Regions from separate parts of the Homo sapiens genome. Here region 2 is linked to region 1. Evidence: chromatin loops called from intact Hi-C (ENCODE). Cell type or tissue: mammary epithelial cell. All regions are shown on one strand. Links, peaks and the distances in the headings refer to the core of each region. The heading gives the core; the rest is flanking DNA.

Region 1 (10,873 bases), core at 1,641-9,640:
GAGCTCAGGAGTTCGAGACCAGCCTGGGAAACATGGTGAAACCTTGTCTCTACTAAACATACAAAAAATTAGCTGGGCGTGGTGGTGCACGCCTGTAATCCCAGCTACTCGGGAGGCTGAGGCACCAGAATCACTTGAACCCAGGAGGCGGAGGTTGCAGTGAGCCGAGATTGTACCACTGCACTCCAGCCTGGGCGACAGAGTGAGATTCTGTCTCAAAGAAAAAACAAAACAAAACAAAACCAACAAACGACTCATGATCACTTTAGAATGGACAGTGTCTCTGTTCTCAGTGTATAAGAACATAGTTACTTTTAGTTCCAAGTTGAACTGCAATACCTGAAAATGATTTTCACAGCAGCATAGGATTCAGATTAGACACAAGAAAGAACTTTCAAGTGATGTTTGGAATGATATACAGGAGATCGTGGCTGGTTCTACAACAGTCTTTGGATATAGCTGAGAATATGCTGTCATTTACTAGAGATAATAATTTCAGTATAGCCTACAATGGGCTAGGCAAATTAATTTCAGAATGACCTTTAACATCTCAACAATTTCCCAAGCTCCCCAAAGACTCATCGACTGTTATACTTTCACTGTCATTTCCTAGAAAAGCTTCCTCAGAATCCTAACAATACTTTCAAAGAAAAGGACTGCTTCCTTATTGTCACCTCCTCCCTATGCATTGACAAAGTACTTTCTTATAAATGACAATGTGCTAAAAATAGTCACAAATAAAACAAAACAAAAAGCAACATATAGCCTAACGACCATGAAAGTCTCCAAATATTTTGGTCTATCGCAGTGAGATAACTGAAAAGGAAACAGAAAGCTGTAAGAATAAAAATGTACAATATAATATTGCTTACAAAAATACTAGAACATTGAATGTCCAGTACTTAAAAATATCAAAATATATACAATGCATCAACCCAATGGAATGAACAGCCATAAAAGTAATTGTGGTATAACAATATGAAAAAGTGCTTGTGAGATAATGCTTCAAGTAAAACATAGAATAATCTTTTCCCTCCTATTACAATTATTTGACCATTTACAAAATGACCAAAAACTGGAAGCAAACAGGAAACAAAAATAACTAACGGATGCACTGTCATGGAAACATGGAACACATTTTCTTTTATTTCTCTATTACTTTTATGCTGATATTGGTTGCAGTAAACAAAAGTTAGAAGACAAAGTAAAGAAGGGAAAAGGAAAACACAGTTATAGCTTTTAGACGACTATATAATCAACGTCAGACAATACTGGCATAGACCAATATGGAAGACACAGCTCAATGCCTAAGTACGGATATGGTGTAGCCATTAAAAATGCTTAGGAAGGACTGTAGATGTATCTTCCAGTGGGAAAAGTGACCCAGCAGAAATGGACATTGTATGTTACAAACTAGATAAAAGGTGGGAAGAAGAGTTTCCAGTGGAACTGAAATTAAGAGCTTCAAGGAATTAAAGAAGACCACCTTTCCAATTAGACACTCTCAGAATGAGAACTCTAAACATAGCATGTTCTAGCAGAAGATTGTCAGATAAAGCAAATCTGAGATTTCATTTTCTGTGCCCTGTCAAGAAAACTTTCTGCTATGAGTGGCTTGTAAAACTCATGATACTCCACTCTGTGTCAATGGTTGCCAAACACATTCACACATAAAGCAAAATATACTAGCAATTAAAAACATCATGAGCACAAGAAAGTACAAAGAAGTGGCATGGGAATAGTGCTTCTTTCAATAGTTCTCAAACTTCAGAGCTAATTAAATTTCTTTGTTTTCCCCAATTGGAAGCATAGTAATTAGTAATATTCAAGTTACAGCACAATAATTTAAAATGTATTCTGAGAATAATTTGAATTAAATCTTAGGAAATAAACAAAAGTGACCTTCCTTCTAAAGACTGACTTTATTTTGAAAACTATTTGTATTTGTTTTCCTCTGTTATGTGTCGCATTTCATTCCTGTCACTCTGTGTTCAAGAGGACACTACTTAAAGATTTCTAATTTAGTGTGTACCTAATGAGAGAAAGCTAGAGAGTGATTGCTCCAGCTGCTGGGTGGTCATGGATTGATTAAGGTTTGTGGATTACTCTGGCCCTTCTTTTCCTTGACTCACTGCTTACTATGTGGTATATACTGGGACCTAGAGAGGTCATCAGTGAAGGGAAATTAGATAAAATCTGTATCTATGTTACTCTTTGTATTTGAAGGGGAGGTTTACTTTATAGATTGAAATCAGCTTTCTAAAATATCCACAGATCCATCAAACCAAATAAATGCCCCTCCCCCAAACTCAAGACAGCCAATGCATGATTCAGGAGGGAGTTAGGCACTGGGGAACTTCCTGTGATGGTTAATTGTACATGTCAACTTGCCTGGGCCAAGGAACACCCAGATAGCTGGTGAAGCATTATCTCGGTGTGTCTGTGAGTGTGTTTCTGGGAGGGATTAGCAGTATGTTAGTCCGTTTTCATGCTGCTGATAAAGACATACCCGAGACTGGGTAATTCATAAAGAAAAAGAGGTTTAATGGACTCACAGTGCCACGTGGCTGGGGAGGCCTCACAATCATGGCGGAAGGTCAAAGGCATGTCTTACACTACAACAGGCAAGGAGAGAATAAGAACCAAGCAAAGGGGAAACGTCTTACAAAACCATCAGATCTTGTAAGACTTATTCACTACCACGAGAATAGCATGGGAGAAACTGCCCCCATGATTCAATTATCTCCCACTGAGTTGTTCCCACAACACACGGGAGTCATGGGAGCTACAATTCCCCATCTCTTCAAAAAAAAAAAAAAAGAAAAAATTAGCCAGGCATGGTGGCGCCTGTAGTCCCAGCTACTCAGGAGGCTGAGGTGGGAGGATCGCCTGAGCCCAGGAGGCAGAGGTTGCAGTAAGCTGAGATCACACCACTGCACTCCAGCCTGGGCAACAAAGCCAGACCCTGTCTCAAAAAAATTTTTTTAATTAGAAAAAAAACAGTATTAGCACCATAGAAAGATATTTAAAACCACACAATAGTAGAGAATAAAAATTGTAAAAGTCAGGAGAGACGTACCTCCTCATACGAGGTGGCAAGGCACCTTGCCTCTGTAAGTTTCTCTCCAAAAACCTATAACCCCAGTCTAATCATGAGAAATATGAGACAAACCCAAACTGAAGAACAGTCTACAAAACACATGACCAGACTTGCTAGGAAATATCAAGGCCATTAAAAATAAGGAAAGACTGAGAAGCTGTCGCAGGTTGAATGAGACTATAACTAAATGCTACCTGGGATCTGAGGAAAGAAAAGGACATCAGGGAAAAACCTGGTGAAATCCTAAAACACTCTGCTGTTTGGTTAACAGGATCACACACTGTTAATATTTGGTTTTGATAAATATACTTTGTGTAAGACATAATGTGTATGATATTAGCATTGCCGGAAGCTAGGTAAAGGGAACAGGGTAACACTCTGTACTATGGCTGCGACAGTTCAGTCAACCCCAAATTATTTCCAAATAGATAGCTTAAGAAAAAAAGGCAACAGATAATTTTTTTCTTAGAGGGAACAGACTGGCGAGGGGAATTTTGTTCATGTGGCTTAAAAGTAATCCAAATTTAATCTGAATGTTTGCATATAGCTCTTTTTTTTTTTTTTTTGAGACGGAGTCTCACACTGTCACCCAGGCTGGAGTGCACTGGCGCGATCTTGGCTCACTGCAACCTCCGCCTCCAGGGTTCAAGTGATTCTCCCACCTCAGCCTCCCGAGTATCTGTGATTACAGGGGCCCGCCACCACGACCGGCTAATTTTTTGTATTTTTAGTAGAGACAGGATTTCACTATGTTGCCCAGGCTGGTCTCGACCTCCTGACCTTGTGATCCGCCTGCCTCGGCCTCCCAAAGTGCTGGGATTACAGGCGTGAGCCACCGAGCCCGGCCTTGCATATAGCTCTTTCAACTTTAAAAACAAAAGGCAAAATATTTTAGGAAAAGCTGAATTATCAAATACATGTGAATGGGGAAAGAGGAACAAAGACTTGGGCAAGGCTGGCTACATGGAAACAGTAGAAAGAAAGAATCACTTCCTTGGATCTGCTGCTAAGATAAGCTGTACATTAATAATCATGTACACAAAAGAAATCAGCAACATATCAAAATTGAGATTGTCAATTTATTCTCAAGGTAGCGAGGTGCTTTTGCTTGGCAGAGGGAAGTTACACAGCGAGGTAAAGAGAAGAATTCATCCTTCTAGGCAAAGTGTGCAGGAGCCCAGTAGGCAGCCTGGGGAATTTTTCACCATGCCATAGAAGACTGACTTAATTATCTTAAGAATTTACATTGTAAATTGTCATTTTCTCACTCAGCATCTGACAAGTGAATGAACATAAAGCAAATTCCATTTTGCCACACAATATGAAAGAATGATTTTTAACCCAAAGGGCTGCACAATGTGCTTCTGCATCACCATCTTCCAGTCTTGAAGCCATAAACCTCCCATTCTATGATGCCCGAAACTAAAGGAATAGCAGCAGATTTTCCATGGTCTTCAGGAAACTGACCCTCATATCACTATAGCCCACAGAATTGGGACAGCTTTACAATGTAAGGCTGAAAAATGCCGTCTCCGTGCCATCACTGGTTTTTGTAGGGGTAATAGGATAATCAATGCTCCTAAGTTTAGCATGTGGAAATCAGGACCCATTTTCCCTTGGGAGGGAGATGATATATAAGAACTTGAATCTAATCATGAAAAGCATTAGCCAAATCCAAATTGAGAGAGATGATGCACAAAACCATGGTCTGTATTCTCCTAGAAATGTCAAGGTCAAAGAACACACAGAAAGGCAAAGCACTATTCCAGATCAAAGGAGAGCAAAAAGAAAGACAGCTAAATCCGCACAGGATGGAGGACTGCATCCTCGTCTAGGAAAGAATAAGTGTAAAGGAAATTTGATGAATTTTGAGTCATGACTGTGGATTAGACAATAGAATTGTATGAATGTTACATTTTCAGGTTTTTATAATTGTACAATAGGGCCATATTAGCAAATACGTACCTACTAAGTATTTAGTGCTAAAGGGACACAATGTCTCCAGCATGCTCTAAAGTGTTTTTTTGGGGAAAAATATGTATATATACACACACACATATGCACATATGCACACACATATGCGCACACACACACACACACACATGCACACGCAAACAGAGAAAGAGAGAAAGCAAACACCAGGGAGGAAATGAGGCAAAACATCAACAGTGAATATATCTGGTGGAAGGTTATGCAGAGTTCCTTGTACAATTCTTGTAATTTTTTTCCTAGGTTAAAATCATATCAAAATAGAAACTCAAAAAAATGATTTTTGGAACTAGATAGTGGGTGATTGTGCAATATTATAAATGTACTAAATGAAATGTCTACTTTAACATGCTTAATTTTATGTTATGTGAATTTTACCTCAGTAAGAATAAAAATAATAACGACAGTCCCAAGAGACTCTCCATAATTCCAGGGGTCACAGTTGCCTGGACTCAAAATGGGGACAAGTGAGAGGCATAAAGTGTTAGATGGCAAACCATCAGCATGCCCAGTGGCCACAAGGCAGCCTCCCTAAAACAGGGGTCAACTTTTTGTCCTGAGAACCGTCTCTGAAACTACTCCAAGGTAGTACTCCAGGCTAAGTCACCGAGAAGGAGGATGCCCGCCTCATCCCTGCAGGGTGGGGTTACACCACACCTGCCCTCTCTGTGGGCTACTCTTCACATTTTAATTAAATCATCGGGCATTTCCTGAGGCAGCTCTGTCTTGTATTTGCAGATTGGATGGCCTTTGAGCGTCCTTGTATAAGCCAAGACTTTTGACAGAAATGCAATCCTAGTTACAGAAACAAGAGGCCAATTTATATGAAACTGAACTGGGAGATACATATAAAGACCATTAAACACAGGACATAATACCACATTCCACAAGTAAAGAAATTCTCAATAAATATTTGTCAAAAAAAGAAAGCAGGAATGTATTGCAGTCCTCATATCACAGATGAGTATGTGATGCTCAGAGAGGTTAAGTATTTTGCCCAGGGTCACACAGCTAGTAAGTGCCTAAACTGAGGTTTGATTGCAGGTCAGCTGACTAAAGTCAGTACTTTGAACAATGGCCTCTGATTACTACCATGTTTCTTTGAGAAAATATGGTGTAACTTATGGTTGCAACAGGCATTGCTGATTACTGCATCCCTAGCAAAGGAAATAGTTATTTTCTCAGTAGAGAAAAGAACACAGAATACACATAAAACTCCTGCTTAGAAAGTACCAAATATTTCAAATGTGTATGCCAACATATAAGCTGTATTTCCTCCCTCCAATTGCCCCCCTCTCAAATAAGAAAAAAAAAATTAAAAACACATTTACATCCGTTTTGCCCAAACTTGGATCAGGCTTGGAAGGTAAGAGGTGACCAGCTAAGGCATGGGGTTTGGTGTGGGCTTCCCACCGCCCCGAGGCTCCTAAGTCCAAAGGCATGGGAAGGTGCTGCCCCCTGGTGACGACATGAGGTAATCAGCTCAGCACAGTGAAAACTAGAGCTTCACATCCTCTCAGAGTTTGGTAACATCGGTAGAGTTTTATACACCGGCAGATACGGTAGGGCAGATTCTAAGCAATCACTCAGTGTAACAATCACAATCCCACCCCATTCACTTGCACTTAAATGTGCTCTTGAGGCAGGGAGAGAAAATGGCAGCAGAACAGCTCTCAGCACATATAAGGTGGAAAAAGGCTAAAAATGACAACATAGGAAGATCATGAGTGCTCTTGTGCTCTACTTTTTTTTTTTTTTTTTTTTTTTTTTGAGACGGAGTCTCGCTTGGTTGCCCACGCTGGAGTGCAATGGCACGATCGGTCTCGCTCTCCTTCTTTCTCTCTTTCTCTCTCTCTCTCCCTCCCCCTCCTCTCTCTCTTCTCTCTCCCTTGACAAGCGCTTTTTCATTTGCATTCCTGAGTTCTCTTAACCTTTTACTTAGAGAGGTGCAGTATGGTTTAGAGTAAATAAATTTAAAAAGCCAAGAGGCTTGGGAATGATACAATTATCACTGAATTCTGGTGTCCCTTCTTACCCCGTGTGAGACTCTGGGCAGGTTACTTAACCTCAGTATAGTATTTTTAGATATAAAACCAGGGACAAAACATCTATTTCACCAGTTAGCTGCAAGAAGAGTGTGTCAAACATGGTGGAGGGGCCCTCATAGGTGGTAAGTATACAAACAATGTTTAGTTCCTCTTTCCCTCTAGGCTGGCACTCCATAAGGATGGCTCATACCTTTGCTATGCTCTTCTTTTTTTTCCTGGAGAAACCCTATAAAAATGTCAAAAAGGACTAACACACGGAAGCTAGGTTTGAAATGCAGAGACCAGCTTGCATGGAGTCAAAGTGATTGGTGTGTTGATACACTAGAACAATTTTAAATGGAAATAGTTTAGGAGCAGACATCCTAAAAACTGCCCAGAAGGCCTAATGAAGGAAGAGAAGCTGCTGAAGAGGAGGACGATCTGGCACAGAAGGAGAAGGAGGAAGGAGGAGGAAGAACAGGTCTATCGAGAGTGAGCAACACGTTCATTTTCACAGCAACTAAATACATCAAACAAAAATAAACCCCGGCTGTAAAGAAACATAGTAAACATTCTGCCAGTGTATGTGGTAAATAACATTGTTTCAGTAATTAGTGCCATTTTTTATACACTGCCCCTAAAGTATTTACAATAAGGATGTGACAATGAGGAGGAAGAGGCAGGGGGAGAAGAGGAGGGAACCAGAGCCCCAAAGCTTTATTTGTTCGTGCACTACACATGAATCCAACTTTTATCAGGGGAAGAGATAAGAAAGGCCTAGAAAAGCTGACCTCCTGTTACTCAGGACCCAGAAGAGAGAGAGAGAAATAGGGAGGTAAACTGGAATTTTCTCTATAAAGCACAACAGCACAGATGTGCTCACAGCAGGACAGAAGTAGCAGGAAAGAGGGAAGGGCCATAGTCTATGTCCCCCACCTCCCTCAACTTTCTCACTTCACTAAGTATATTCCAGACTTTTTTTTTCTCAAGGCCAAAGAGAATAAGGTTTAGAAGATGAAAAGGTGGATAGAATTGTCCTATCTGCTTCGATTTCACTGGTAAACGTATAATAAAATAAAGGCAAAATACCTTATCTTTACCCTTATATAATAATAATAGCTTACATTTATAAAAGATCTATTATATATTGTTACATACAACTTCAGAAATTTTATTTTTTGTTTCTAGAATTTCCATTTGGTTGCTTCCTACTGTTTTCCATTTCTCTACCAACACCTCTAATTTCTCTGCTAAGATTCTCATTCATTGAAAACATGGTTTGTTTTTCTCATTGGGGATAGTTATCACAGTCGTTTTGAACCTTTTGTCTGTTAGTTTCAACATCTGGTTCATCTGAGAGCTGGAGTTGATTTTCTTTTGTCCTCATTCTCCATGATCTGGGAATTTTGGATTCTTTTCCAGATATTATGAATGTTAGGTGGTGAAGATTCTGGATTCTGTTTTTTCTCCAATGAGTGTTGCTTCCTTTGTTTTAGCAGATAGTTCTCTTGTCTGTGCACAAACTGCAAACTGTTTCCAGGGCTACAAGTCTGGTCTTAGTGAGATCTTCTGTCCATAGCTAGGTTGCTTTGAGTAGGCTCCATGCATGTGTGGTTCAGAGTCAGAGATGTGGGGAGACACGGTTTAGGGGCACCCTCTCTGGCTACCTTTGTGTTCTGGCTCCAGGCACTAATGCAACAACTGAAGACACTTGTTGATATGGGCTCCTGTAATTGCTCTACACGGTCAAGGCCAAAAGTGAATACGTTGACTGAAAAGCCATACTTTCCAGAGGATAAAATTATTGCAAGCCAAGGATTAAAACATCCATTTAAATCAAACTGCTTTGGCTGAAACCTTTTACTATGTTTATGAAGTCCGTCATGGCATGATGGCTCACACCTATAATCCTAGCACTTTGGAAGGCAGAGGTGGGCAGATCACTTGAGCCTGGGAGTTTGAGATTGGCCTGGGTAATATAGCAAAACCCCATCTCTACCCCCCAAAAAAGACAAAAATTAGCCCTGGTGTGGTGGCATGTTACTCAGGAGGCTGAGGTGGGAGGATCACTTGACCCCAGGAAGGTGAGTCTGCAGTAAGCCATGATCATGCCACTGCACGCCAGCTGGGACAAAAAGTGAGACCCCGTCTCAAAAGAAAAAAAAAAGTCCATCACGAATTACTTCATTGCTATCCTTTTTTCTCTTGTTCTACATATTTGACTAATCTTCATATCTATGAAATAGGAAGTCATAATTTATAATGAGTCTGTCTATTATAACTAGACGGACAAATAGAGTATAGGCTAATGTAAAATATTTTGCATTTCCTCTCTCATCACGTCATTAAAAACTGTCTTAAAGAGCGGAGTTATTCTGAATCAAATATGATAGCCTAAATGCAAAGGATCGACAGATTAAGTTGAATTTGTGGTCAATCTTTATTCTTAGCAGAGCAGCAGCTAGCTAGAGTTTTAAATTAGAAACTGCTTCTATGCTTTTCAAAGATATTACAATAGAATTTGATACTGAGCCCAGAATATTTAATAGGGAGGTCTAAGTAGTATCATTTATAGAAATGAAAGCTTTAATATTACTCATTCTTTCCATTTACTACTTGTTAAAAATAACATTGTATTTTAATTTTCATAAAGTAAATGAATAGTCCTGAAAAAATAATAAATGAGTATTTATGTGATAACTGAGTTCCAAACAAAGGTCCACTTTCTGGGCAGGGGCTTGTAGTGGGCATGGTAAACCCACTCAGATCACCCTAGATTCAAGCTTTTGTTGGAGAAACAGCACTGTATATATATACATACCATATATATAACGTGGAAGGACCACATAACCCTAGATGTGACTGATTGTGCCAACATGGTTACATGGCTCAAGCCAGACAAGATTTTTGATCCAGAAAATTTGAAGTACTCTTCTTAGGGATCATTTATATAGGTCTACTTATAATAGCATACAAAAGAATGAAATAGGAATAAATTTAAAAGATAAAGTACAAAATTTATATTCTGAAAACTGCTACACAACACTGTAGAAAGAAATTAAAGATGACCTAAATAAATCAATGGGTATCCCATGTTCATGAATTAGAAGGCTTTATCTTGTTAAGCTGGGATGGCAATGCTCCTCCTAAATTGATCTACAGATTCAATACAATCCCTATCAGTAACTCCGCTGACTTCTGCGTAGAAATCAACAAGACAATCCTGAAATTCATGTGGAAATTCAAGACACCCTCCATAGCCAAAATAATCTTGAAAACTAACAAATTTGGAGGACACACACTTTCTGATTTCAAAACTTACTACAAAGTTTCCATAATCAAGACAGCGTGGACTTGACATAAGAATAAACATATAGCAATGGAACAGGATTAAGAATCCAGAAATAAGCCTTCACATTTATAGTCAATTGATTTTTGACAAAAGTGTCAAGAAAATTCAATGAAGAGAGAACAGTTTTCAGCAAATAATGCTAGGAAAACTAGATATCCACATGCAAAAATGAAGTTGGACCCCTTCCTTATGCCATACACAATTAACTCAAAATGGATCAAAGAACTAAATATAAGGGTGAAAATTATAAAACTATTAGAAGAAAATGTAGGTATACATCTTCATGACCTGGAATTGAACAATGATTTCTTAGTTATGACACCAAAGGCATAAGCAATAAAAATAAAAAACAAACTAGATATATATCAAAATAAAAATCAAATTTAAAAACTTTCACGCTTCAAA
Region 2 (10,873 bases), core at 1,002-9,001, 740 kb before region 1:
ATTTTCCTACATCTTTTCCATTGTTTATTTTCTGTTCGTTTTATTTTTAAATTATAACCATCCTAGTGGGTGTGAAGTGGTTCCTCATTGTAGGTTTGATTTGAACTTCCCTAATGACTGTTGATGTTAAATGTCTTTTCATGTGCTCATTGGAAGACAAAATGTGTATCTTTGAAGAAATGTCTATTCAAGTCCTTTGCCAAATTTTCAGTTTGGTTTGTCTGAGTTGTTTTAGTTGGGTTGTCTTTTTGTTACTGAGTTGTAAGAGTTTTCTTTGTATATTCTGGATATTATCAGATATATAATTGACAAATATTTCAAACCATTCCATAGACTGTCTTTTCACTTTCTTGATAAAGTGCTTTGATGTGCAAAGGTCTATAATTTTTTTTATTATGGTAAATAATACATGGTATTTATCTTTTGAAGAAATTTTTAAGTATACAGTGAATTATTGTGAACTATAAGCATTATGTTATATAGCAGATCTATAGAATTTTCTTCATTTTGCATGACTGAAATTCTGTACTCGTGGAACTGCAGCTCCTCATATTCTCCTCCCCACTCCCTGGCAGCCACCACTGTAGTTTCTGCTTCTATGAGGTTGGCTACTTTAAAGATTTCATATGTTGCTTTTCAGCCTTTTGGATAAGGTCAAATGTAGATACTTCATGATAAGTGGAGTCGTGTAGTGTTTGTCTTTCTCTGACTAGCTTATTTCATTTAGCATAATGTCCTCAAAGTTTGTTCATGTTGTAGCATATGACAGGATCTCCTTTTTCTATGCTAAAGAATTTTTCATTGTATGTATGTACCGCATTTTTTTGGCCTCTTCATTTATTGATGGGCACTTAGATTATTTCCATCTCTTAGCTATTGTGAATAATGCTGCAATGAACGTGAGAGTGCAGATAGCACTTCAAGAACCCATTTCAATCCTTTTGATAAATACCTGGAAGTGGGATTGCTGGGTTATATGGTAGTTTTATTTTTTCATTTTTTTTTTGTGGAACCTCTGTAGTAATGAAAGGTTTTTAATTCTGGTGAAGTCTAATTTATCTATTTTTTCCTCATGTTGCTTGTGCCTTTGGTATCATATCTGAAAATCCATTGCTAAATCCATGATCACAAAGCTTTACCTCTATGTTTTCTTTCTAAGAGTTTTATTTTATTTTATTTTATTTTAAAAATTTTTTTTTGAGAGTTTCACTCTTGCTGCCCAGGCTGGAGTGCAATGGCACAATCTTGGCACACTGCAACCTCTGCCTCTGTGTTCAAGTGATTCTCCTGCCTCAGCCTCCCGAGTAGCTGGGATTACAGGCATGTGCCACCATGCTGGCTAATTTTTGTATTTTTAGTACAGATGGGATTTCACCATGTTGAAGGTGAAATCCCTTCAAGGCCAGGCTGATCTTGAACTCCTAACCTCAGGTGATTCACCCGCCTCAGCCTCCCAAAGTGCTGGGATTACAGGCGTGAGCCACCGCGCCCAGCCTTTCTAAGAGTTTTATAATTTTAGCTCTCATACTTAGGATATTATCCATTTGGGTTTAATTTTTATAAATGGTATGAGGTGAAGGTCCACCATCACTCTTGGTGGGTGTGGATATCTAATTTTCTCTGCACCATTTTTTGAAAAGGCTGCTCTTCCGCTTTAAATGGTCTTGGCATCCTTGGCAAAAATCAGTTGGCCATAAGATGTATGGCTTTATGTCTGGTCTCTCAATTCCATTTCTTTTGTCCATATGTCTGTTCTTATGCCAGCACCACACTGGTGTTTTTGATTTTGTTTCTTTGAGACAAGGTTTTGGTCTTTTGCCCAGGCCAGAGTGCAGTGGCATGATCATAGCTCACTGCAACCTTAAACTTTTGGACTCAAGTGATCCTCCTGCCTCAGCCTTCCAAGTAGCTGGTACTACAGACATCTGCCACCACACCTGGCTAATTTTTTCATGTTTAATAGAGACGAGGTCTCGCTATGTTACCCAGGCTGGTCATGAGCTCCTGGGTTCGAGTGATCCTCACTCCTTGGCCTTCCAAAGTTCTGGGATTACAGGCGTGAACTACCATGTCCAGCCAGCCCACACTGCTTTGATTACCAAAGTTTTGCGTTACGTTTTGAAATTGGGAAATATGATTCCTTCAACTTTGTTCTTAATTTTCAAGATTGATTTGGTTGTTTGGGGTCTCTTGCAATTACATATGAATTCAAGGACTGGCTTTTCCATATCTGCAGTTTATTGTTCTTTATTGCTGGGTGGTATTGTGTGGTGTGAATTTACAGGTTGGTTTATCAGTCTCTTATTGAGTATATTCTCCTGTTGATGGAGAATAGATAAACCCAAATATTGTCGTCTGTTTTCTTTCTCACATTAACTTGAGACTTAGGGCTTTTGGTTTTGTCAAGCTTTACCTTAAATGAATTTATTCTTCAAAAGTATTTGTTGGTAAGGAACCAATGGCTTTTTGGCCATGTCTTTTATACTCCAACTTTAGAAAATGCTCTGTTTTCAAGTTGTAATAGTCTCTGTTCATGATTTATACATGATTTATCAAGAAAAATCACACTTTGAACCTGTTTTGCAAATAATTTACCTGTTTTCTTTGCAGGTCCCCTTTTTATCTTCTTTGGAAGGTCATATTTATTTAAAAATAAAATGTCAAGTGAATTCCAGTGTTGAAGAAAGAGGTTTTCTAGTAAGTAACATCACTTAGTCTTTAACTTCCTTTTTTCCATTTTGTGAAATACAGACTTGTTTCCCATAGGAATGAAATCCTTTGTGATTAAGTAATAAGTTGGTTCAGTAAAGATTTGTTTTATGTCCTTTATATGCCAATCACTGTGCTGCCATTGGAATGTAAAAGACCACAAAAAATAATTCCTCTGCTCATGAGTTTTTAGTTTAGAAGAGAGAAATACAAACGAACAGACAAGCACAATATAATACTCTAATAGGAGAAAACAGGGTGCATCGGTGTCAATTGGTGGGACACCAGGTCTTGACTGTGTGTGGGGTGGGATAAAGGGAACTGCTGAGAGAAGTAATTTCTAAACTGAGTAAGTTAATCTGAGAGAAAGATGAGAAGTGCTCCAGATAGGGGGAGAATGTACAGTGGCTTGAAGGGCCCTTCTTTGTCACTCCTACCCAAAGAAAAGAAGAATGACACATGCAGACAGTGGAAGGTATTTCAGGATAGCTAGAGCTTAGAGTTTGAGGGCATGCATGTGATTGGTGGGTGGGGAATGAGGAGGAAAGTGTGGTTAGGGGAAATGGGGCAAGAGTTCAAGGGCCTTTTAAAGAATTTGGACTTTATCCTAGAGTCAGCGAGTTACTCTTACAGGATTTTAAGCAGAGGAAATTATCCAACTTGGGATTGAGAAAATCATTCTGACCAATGTGGAAAGCAGATTGGAGAATGACAACCCGAAGAAGACTAGTCAGTTCCCACCAATGTGGGAAATTTTAATGAGTTAAGTTTTACGTGATTTGAATTTTAGATGCCTGGAAACATGTGTGAAAGTTCTGGGTTTGGAGCTCAAGACAGACATTTAGTAGAGGTAAAGATGTGGATATCTGCAGCATGGGGAAGCCCAGGGCAAGTGAGGGAAGCAGAGCCAACTCACTGGAGGAGTGCCAGCATTGAAAGGACGGATGGAAGGAGGGAAGCCTCAGAGGAGACTGCAGGGAGAGAAACGGAGAATCTAGCATCATGGTTGTCAATAGAAGAGAACATTGAAAGGAGGGAGTGGTTGAGTTAGATCAGATTCTGTTAGGACTGTTGGACTTATTATTGGGTGATCATTCTGGCGCAGGTGAGGGCAGATGCTAGACTGCAAATGGGTCCAGAGTGAGTGGGAGATGAGGAATGAGCACAGGAGCTTGGAAACTCTTGGAAACACTTTGGCAGTGAAGGAGTAAGGAGAGAAGAGTGTTGTGCTTGCAGAGGTATGTAGGGTGAAAGGAGGATTTTGTCAACATTTTGTTAAGATGGGAGAGACGTAAGCGGCTTTAAATGTAGATGGGTAGCTTCTAATAGGGCCAAAGAGATTGAAGATAGAGGCCATGGAGGACCTGATCTAGGGCTTATGGGGTAATTCATAGAGCAAGGTCATGAGAATGGGAAGAATTAAGCCCAAGCCACAATTCACAGGATTTATTTGATACAGAATTTACAGTTTTCTCATTATCAGAGGAGGAAAGTATGTGTGTAGAATGCATAGAAGATTGTGAGTATGGTACAAGAAGTAGAGAAAATCCACTTGCTTTGGTGTTCTCTGTGAAGCAAGAACTTGAATGATGCAAGGGATGTTACAAGTCAGTTTGTAACTGCTGTCAAAGGTTCAGAAAGAAGAGCTAGATATTAAGGAAAGCCCGGTGGTCTAAGTAACTGTAGCCAACTTCCCAAGGATTGGGAATTGCTACTTATTAACAGTATTTTTTCCTTCCTTATTAGGTTTTATCACATATAAATCCAGCAGGTGGCACTAGATAGTCTTGGAAGAGTGTAAATTTCTGACTTGAAGGCAGTATTTGCCTAATGACCTTTTCTTTTCATGTAAACATTTTTATATTTTATTGTTGATGCCTTTAGCAATGGATAGGCTCTGTTAAGATAGCTGGTCCATTTGCATATAACGTCTCACCTAATTAGTTTTTTAGATGGGCTCTTAACGAGCTTGTTAGATCTCTTCAAGTTTACTCTGTCTTGAATCCTGTAGCCCATTCTTCTCACATTCACACTTACAAAAATGTAGTAAGAAAGAGCTCTGGATTCCCCGACATAACTTCTGTCCTCTGCCTAAACATTGCATTTTAATTGCCTCTACCCCCTATAAAAAATTAGAGGTAGTAATGGAAATGTAAGCTCCTCAGCTCAGCTTCCTTTCCTGATGTGCCAGGGCTGCCCTGGAGGAGGGCGACTCCAACCAAAGAGACAGGTAAGTGGTTCTGACAGGGTGCCGGGCTAGCTCTGCCTCCACTGAGGAGCAGCAAGAGGCAGGCGCTCTGGATTGGCAGCCAGAAGGTTCAATTTTTGTGGTCTGTGTGATGTCACTTAATTTCCTTGGCCCTCTGTTTCCTCAGCTATAGAAATGAAAAGGCCGTCCTTTTCTTATTCCTCTCTGATTATAGTATGATGTCATAATAGCTGGTGTTAATCTTGTTTATCAAAAGTTACCTTGTCTGTTTATTACCTTTATGATGTAAAAGGTGAACGTTAACACAGGAGGGAGCTGGTGAGTGATTTGTGTTAACTTTCATGCTTGAGATTGAAATAACGACATTCCTTTCTTTCTTCCTTGGGGAGCTGTAAGCAGTGTTGCCTAGAAAAAGGCTGCTTTGGGAGGAAAATGGAAGGATTAGGGGAGGAGGAAAAAGGTGAGGCAGGAGAGCATATGGTTGGAGCAAGCCAATTAATCTGAGGTGTCAATCTAGCTTGGTAACATTTGCTCCCACACGTCATGGCCAGAAATTAGACTCTTGATTCAAGCCACCTTTTGGGAAATTTACATAAAACAGTGAATTGAGAAGAGTGTATATCCTATTGTCATAGGGTTGGAGTAAGGACTAGTTGAGATAATTTAAAAATACTTAGAGGAGTAGTTGAGATAATTTAAAGATATGCTTAGAATGGTTCCTCACAGCAACAACCAAGTAATACTAGTTTATTCTTAGCTTCTCAACAATCAGAGAAGTAAAGTTGGAATATGAAGGTAATCTAAAATCAAACGCAAAGATGCCTTTGGATCATCTGTATCAGAGGGCAGCACAGCAGCCCTCACTGACTGTTTTTATAGTCTTTGATTGGAACATAGGCTGATCTGCTTACTTAGCATCTGTGACTGCTTCTGTGCCACAGCAGCTGAGCTGAGTAGCTGTGGCAGGGACCGTATGGCCCAAAGTCTAAAATATTTACTCTCTGGCCCTTATAGAAAAGGTTTCCCTGATCTACAGCATTGTTATGTTTTTACCTTGCTTTGTTCTTTAACACAGAAGTTCCCAGATGAATGTTGTTTTTTTTAATTTTTATTTATTTATATTTTTATATATTTTTTTGAGACGGAGTCTCACTCTGTCACCCAGGCTGGAATGCAGTGACGTGATCTTGGCTCACTGTAAGCTCCATCTCCCGGGTTCACGCCATTCTCCTGCCTCAGCCTCCTGAGTAGCTGAGACTACAGATGCTCACCGCCACGCCTGGCTAATTTTTGTATTTTTAGTAGAGATGGGATTTCACTGTGTTAGCCAGGACGGTCTCGATCTCCTGACCTCGTGATCCGCCCGCCTCGGCCTCCCAAAGTGCTGGGATTACAGGTGTGAGCCACTGCGCCTGGCCTTTTTGTTTGTTGTTTTTTTTTTTAAATTAAAAGTGAGGGCTTCTATATAGATTAGGGCTCTGTTATGACTATAACTAAAAAATAGTGGGGGAAAAACTCTTAGCTTCTACTTACCCTGTTTAAGTGGAAGTGCTTCCGTGGAACAAAACCAGATGTTATTAGTTGCCTATTCTGGAGCCCTGTTTCTATCCAGCACTACTGCCTTGCCTACCTTTAGCATATAGCTAGCATCCCTAAGGACAAACGCCTGATGGCAGGGAGGCACCACTTCAAGCGTGTCTCACGGCCCAGCAGTGGGCTTGGAGTTTTGATGTTTATCATGGTTATTGACCAAGGCTTATGATCATAAGTTAACTCTTTTCTAATCCTGTTAGAAAACTTGATCTCCTGAATAAAGATTAAATGCCAGTCTTGCATATTAAGATAGGTTTAACTTAATATGTTATCATTAATTTTTTAAAATATATAAGGTATGGTAATTTTGTATTATTAATTCTCCAACACTTGAGGCATTTCTGTTGTTTAAGGAGCATTTGATTAGGGACACTATACTTTTTAAAAGTCTTAAAGTAGGTAGAGGTATTTAATTTAGGGTTGATATCTGAATGTTTTTAAATGCTTGTAGATGATGTTGAAGTAAATTTCTGATATGAATAATCAGTGATTTTTATTATTAAGATAAAAGACATGATAAAAAAACATACAAATAGGTTTTGAGATATGAAATATGTCAACATACTACAGTTAGTGTACAGAATCAGCATTTCATTGTTAGGACATTTTCCTCAACTTTCTAAAGCCAGCATTTCAACTGACTTTTCCAGACCATATTTGAAGATGTTAGTGGTTTTGGTGCCTGGCATCGAAGATGGTGTGTTCTTTCTGGAAACTGTATATCTTATTGGACTTATCCAGATGATGAGAAACGCAAGGTAATTTATATAGTACTGTTTAGTGGTGAAAGCCCTGATTGACTTTCGTGTAGTGTTCATGCAAATGTTCCCTCTGGCCCCCATCACTCACCCAAATTAATAACCCTTTTTGTGTACTCACTAAGCCATTAAAAATGTTCTTGTTGGCCAGGCGCAGTGGCTTACGCCTATAATCCCAGCACTTTGGGAGGCCAAGGCGGGCAGATCACCTGAGGTCAGGAGTTCGAGACCAGCCTGGCCAACATGGCGAAATCCTGTCTCTGCTAAAAATACAAAAATTAGCTGGGTGTGGTGGCAGGTGCCTGTAATCCCAGCTACTCAGGAGGCTGAGGCAGGAGAATCTCTTGGATCCAGGAGACCAAGGTTGCAGTGAGCCGAGATCACGCCACGGCACTCCAGCCTGAGCGACAGAGCAAGACTCCATCTCAAAAAAAAAAAAAAAATGTTTTTGTTGTAGGTGTGTGTGTGTGTGTGTGATAATCCTTTAAAATTTTTATATCCTATCCATTCCCTATGATTTGACCACTCTTAAAATACCTTAACATGTATATTTTTCCTTCTTTTCTACTGGATGTTTAATTATATTTTTTGTTGACATTTGAAGTTGGAAATGTTTTAAATTTAATTTTTTATCTTGTTAGTTAGGGTAAAACAGTAATGGAAACCCACCCACAGGAACAGTGGTTTGTATTTTGTTTCTAAAATTTAATAATAGGATTTTGTGTAATATATCATGTTTTTAAAGAAGTTAATATCATTGCCCAAGTAACATTATTTATTATCCCCAAACTGGAAAATAGAAATAAGCAGAATTAAAAAGGAAAATCATCCATAATAGACATAGCTATTGTTCATATTTTGGTTAGATATGTTTTCAAACTTTTAAAATGTATAATATATAATAATTATTCATTTATGAATCTTTTTAAAAGGAAAAGCATGCTTTTTATAATCTGATTTTTTACTTGATAAAATATTCTAACATCTTTCAGCATCAGTAAAGATAAGTCTAATGCTGTGTTGGATAGCTATGTGTGTTACACTGTAGTCATTACAATTATTAATATTTTAAAAATTTGTGAAATGTTTGAGACATCCAAAAGGGCGTAAAATAATTTCATCAACCTCTGTGTTATTATTCCAGTTGAAGCTCCCCATGTAATTCTCTCTCCCGCAGAGATAACTTCTACCCTAAAATTGTTTATTGTTCCCATGCACTTATTTAAATTTTTATTATACAGATTGAATATCCCTTATTCATAATCCTTGGGATTTAGAGGCGTTTCAGATTTGGGATTCTTTTTTTTTTTTTTTTTTTTTTTTTTTCAGATTTTGGAATATTTGCATTATACGTGCCAATTAATTATCTCCTAATCCAAAAATTCAAAATCTGAGATGCTCCAATGAGCATTTCCTTTGAGCATCATGTTGACTCTCAAAAAGTTTTGGATTTTGGAGCATTTCAGATTTCAAGATTTTCAGATTTTGGATGTTTAACCTGTACATGTATATAAACAATATATGTTGCTGCAATTGCATGTTTTTAAACATTATACAGATAATAACATATTGTATGTATTATTCTGCAACTTGCCTTTTTTGGGTCAGTATGGTTTGTGAAATTTGTCTGGGGTGGTATGTGTAGCTTTAGATTGTCCCCTCTTCTCTGTATAGTATACTTTTGTAAGAGCACATTACAATTTATCCATTCTCCTGTTTAGAGACCCTTAGATTATTTCTAAATTGTTGTATACAGACAATGCTGCTGTGATTCACTTTCTTCTCATTTTGTTTTGGTTTGTACCTTTTACAGCCCACATGCAGGAAGATTTAGTTTCTTGTACACATGGATGAGAGTTCTTTTTTGAATGTTACCTAGTAGCAGAATTGCTGGGTTGTAGGGTTTGCACATCTACAACTTGATTTTGTCAAATGAGTCTCAAAAGTGGTTGTACGATTTTCCATTCCCACCAGGAGTATTTGAAAGTTCTCAGCTTTTCATATTCCCACCAATACATCATATGTCAGCCTTTTAAACTTCCATCAGTATGATAGATGTGAAATATACTCTTATTTAAAAAAATTTTGTATCTTCTTGATTACTAGACTAAGTATCTTTTCTAAGCATAAGAGTGTGTATGGCCATTTATATTTTCTCTCGTATGAACTGATTGTCTCTATATTATTCATTTTAATATTTTTTGATGCATTGCAATTATATTTCCCTAGTCTTAGGCCTGGCGTATCTTTTAATTTATCTTTATAGTGTCTTTTCATGCACAGACTTTTCTAATGTTAAGGTAATCAGACCTGCTAGTCTATTGCTTTGTGCTTTTTAGGGTCTAATTTAAGAAACTATCCTTATCCTGGAGTCAAAGATTTCTTTTATACCTCTTTCTAAAGTTATAGAGTTTTATACTTCACATTTAATTTCCCTAGAATTGATTTTTTTTTTCATCTGAATAACCAATTGGGCCAGCATCATTGAATGGTTTGTTCTTTCCCCACTGTGTTAGGCCATTCTTGCATTGCTATGAAGAAATACCCAAGACTGGGTAATTTTTAAATTGGCTCCTGATTCTGCAGGCTGTACTGGAAGCATGATGCTGGCATCTGCTTAGCTTCTGGGGAGGCCTCAGGGCGCTTTTACTCACAGCAAAAGATGAAGTGGGAGCAGGTACATCACATGGTAAAAGCAGGAGCGAGCGAGCGAGCAAGTGAGCAAGGGGAGGTGCCAAACATTTTTAAACAATCAGTTCATGCGAGAACTCATTCACTATTGTGAGGACAGCACCAAGGGGATTTCTTGAGAAATCCGCCTGCATGATCCAGTCACCTCCCAGTAGGCCCCACCTCCAACACTGGGGATTACAATTCAACATGAGATCTGGGTGAAGACAAATATCAAAACTGTATCATTCACTGATCCACAATGCCATTTCTCATGTGTATCAAGATGTCATTATATGTGTAGGTTTATTTTTAGGCTCACGGTTCTGTTTCCTTTGGTCTGTTTCCCTATCCCAATCTCAATGACCGTAGCTTTAAAATAAATCTTAATGTCTGCTAAGGCCAGTCTCCTAACTTATGGAGTAATGTATAGTAGTTCCCCCTTATCCTTAGTGGACGCGTTCCAAGACCGCCAGTGAATGCATGAAACCATAGATAAGTACCAGACCCACTTGCCATCAGTCATAACACGTTTCTGTTGATGTCTTACACCCACAAATTTAATGCCTTTTGTATTTTAATTAAGCACTTACCATTTACTGTGGTGGTAACTTTTGCAGTTGGAGATGTGACAACGAAACTAGCATGAATTTCTTTTTCTTTCCTCACAATTTCATGGATAGAAGATTTATTCTTACTGTAGATCTTGACAACCTCAGCATACGATTTTTTTTCTCTCCTTATTAAGTTGAAGACTTTCACCTTTTCACTTAAAGGAAGCACTTTATGGTTTGTCTTTGCATATCTACTCTTGCACTTTGGGGACCTTATTAAGTCAGATAGGGGCTACTTGAACACAAGCACTGCATACTACAGCAGTTGATCTTTTTTTTTTTTTTTTTTTTTTTCTGAGACGGAGTCTCGCTCTGTCGCC

What was found. Peaks named below come from ENCODE experiments on the same cell type or tissue, not always from the same donor. Only the 100,000 strongest peaks of a DNase experiment are listed, where the experiment ranks them.
Region 2: a loop joins it to region 1, with 5 times the contacts of the local background. A loop is called at or near these places in 16 of 110 quality-filtered maps.

The regions. Positions count from the first base shown.
Region 1 is chr7:37,175,630-37,186,502 of GRCh38, forward strand. The region is part of intron 13 of ELMO1 (engulfment and cell motility 1); the gene reads right to left. Among named protein-coding and RNA genes, the nearest start is that of ELMO1-AS1, 180 kb to the left of the region's middle. In mammary epithelial cell, for the core only: a CTCF peak has its summit at 6,551 (motif pointing left); a DNase peak (open chromatin) is centred at 6,562.
Region 2 is chr7:36,436,594-36,447,466 of GRCh38, forward strand. It overlaps ANLN (anillin, actin binding protein), which reads left to right. Exons shown (of 24, transcript NM_018685.5): 21 at 2,611-2,697; 22 at 7,162-7,269. Among named protein-coding and RNA genes, the nearest start is that of ANLN, 52 kb to the left of the region's middle. In mammary epithelial cell, for the core only: a CTCF peak has its summit at 4,499 (motif pointing right); no DNase peak of the experiment used is centred there.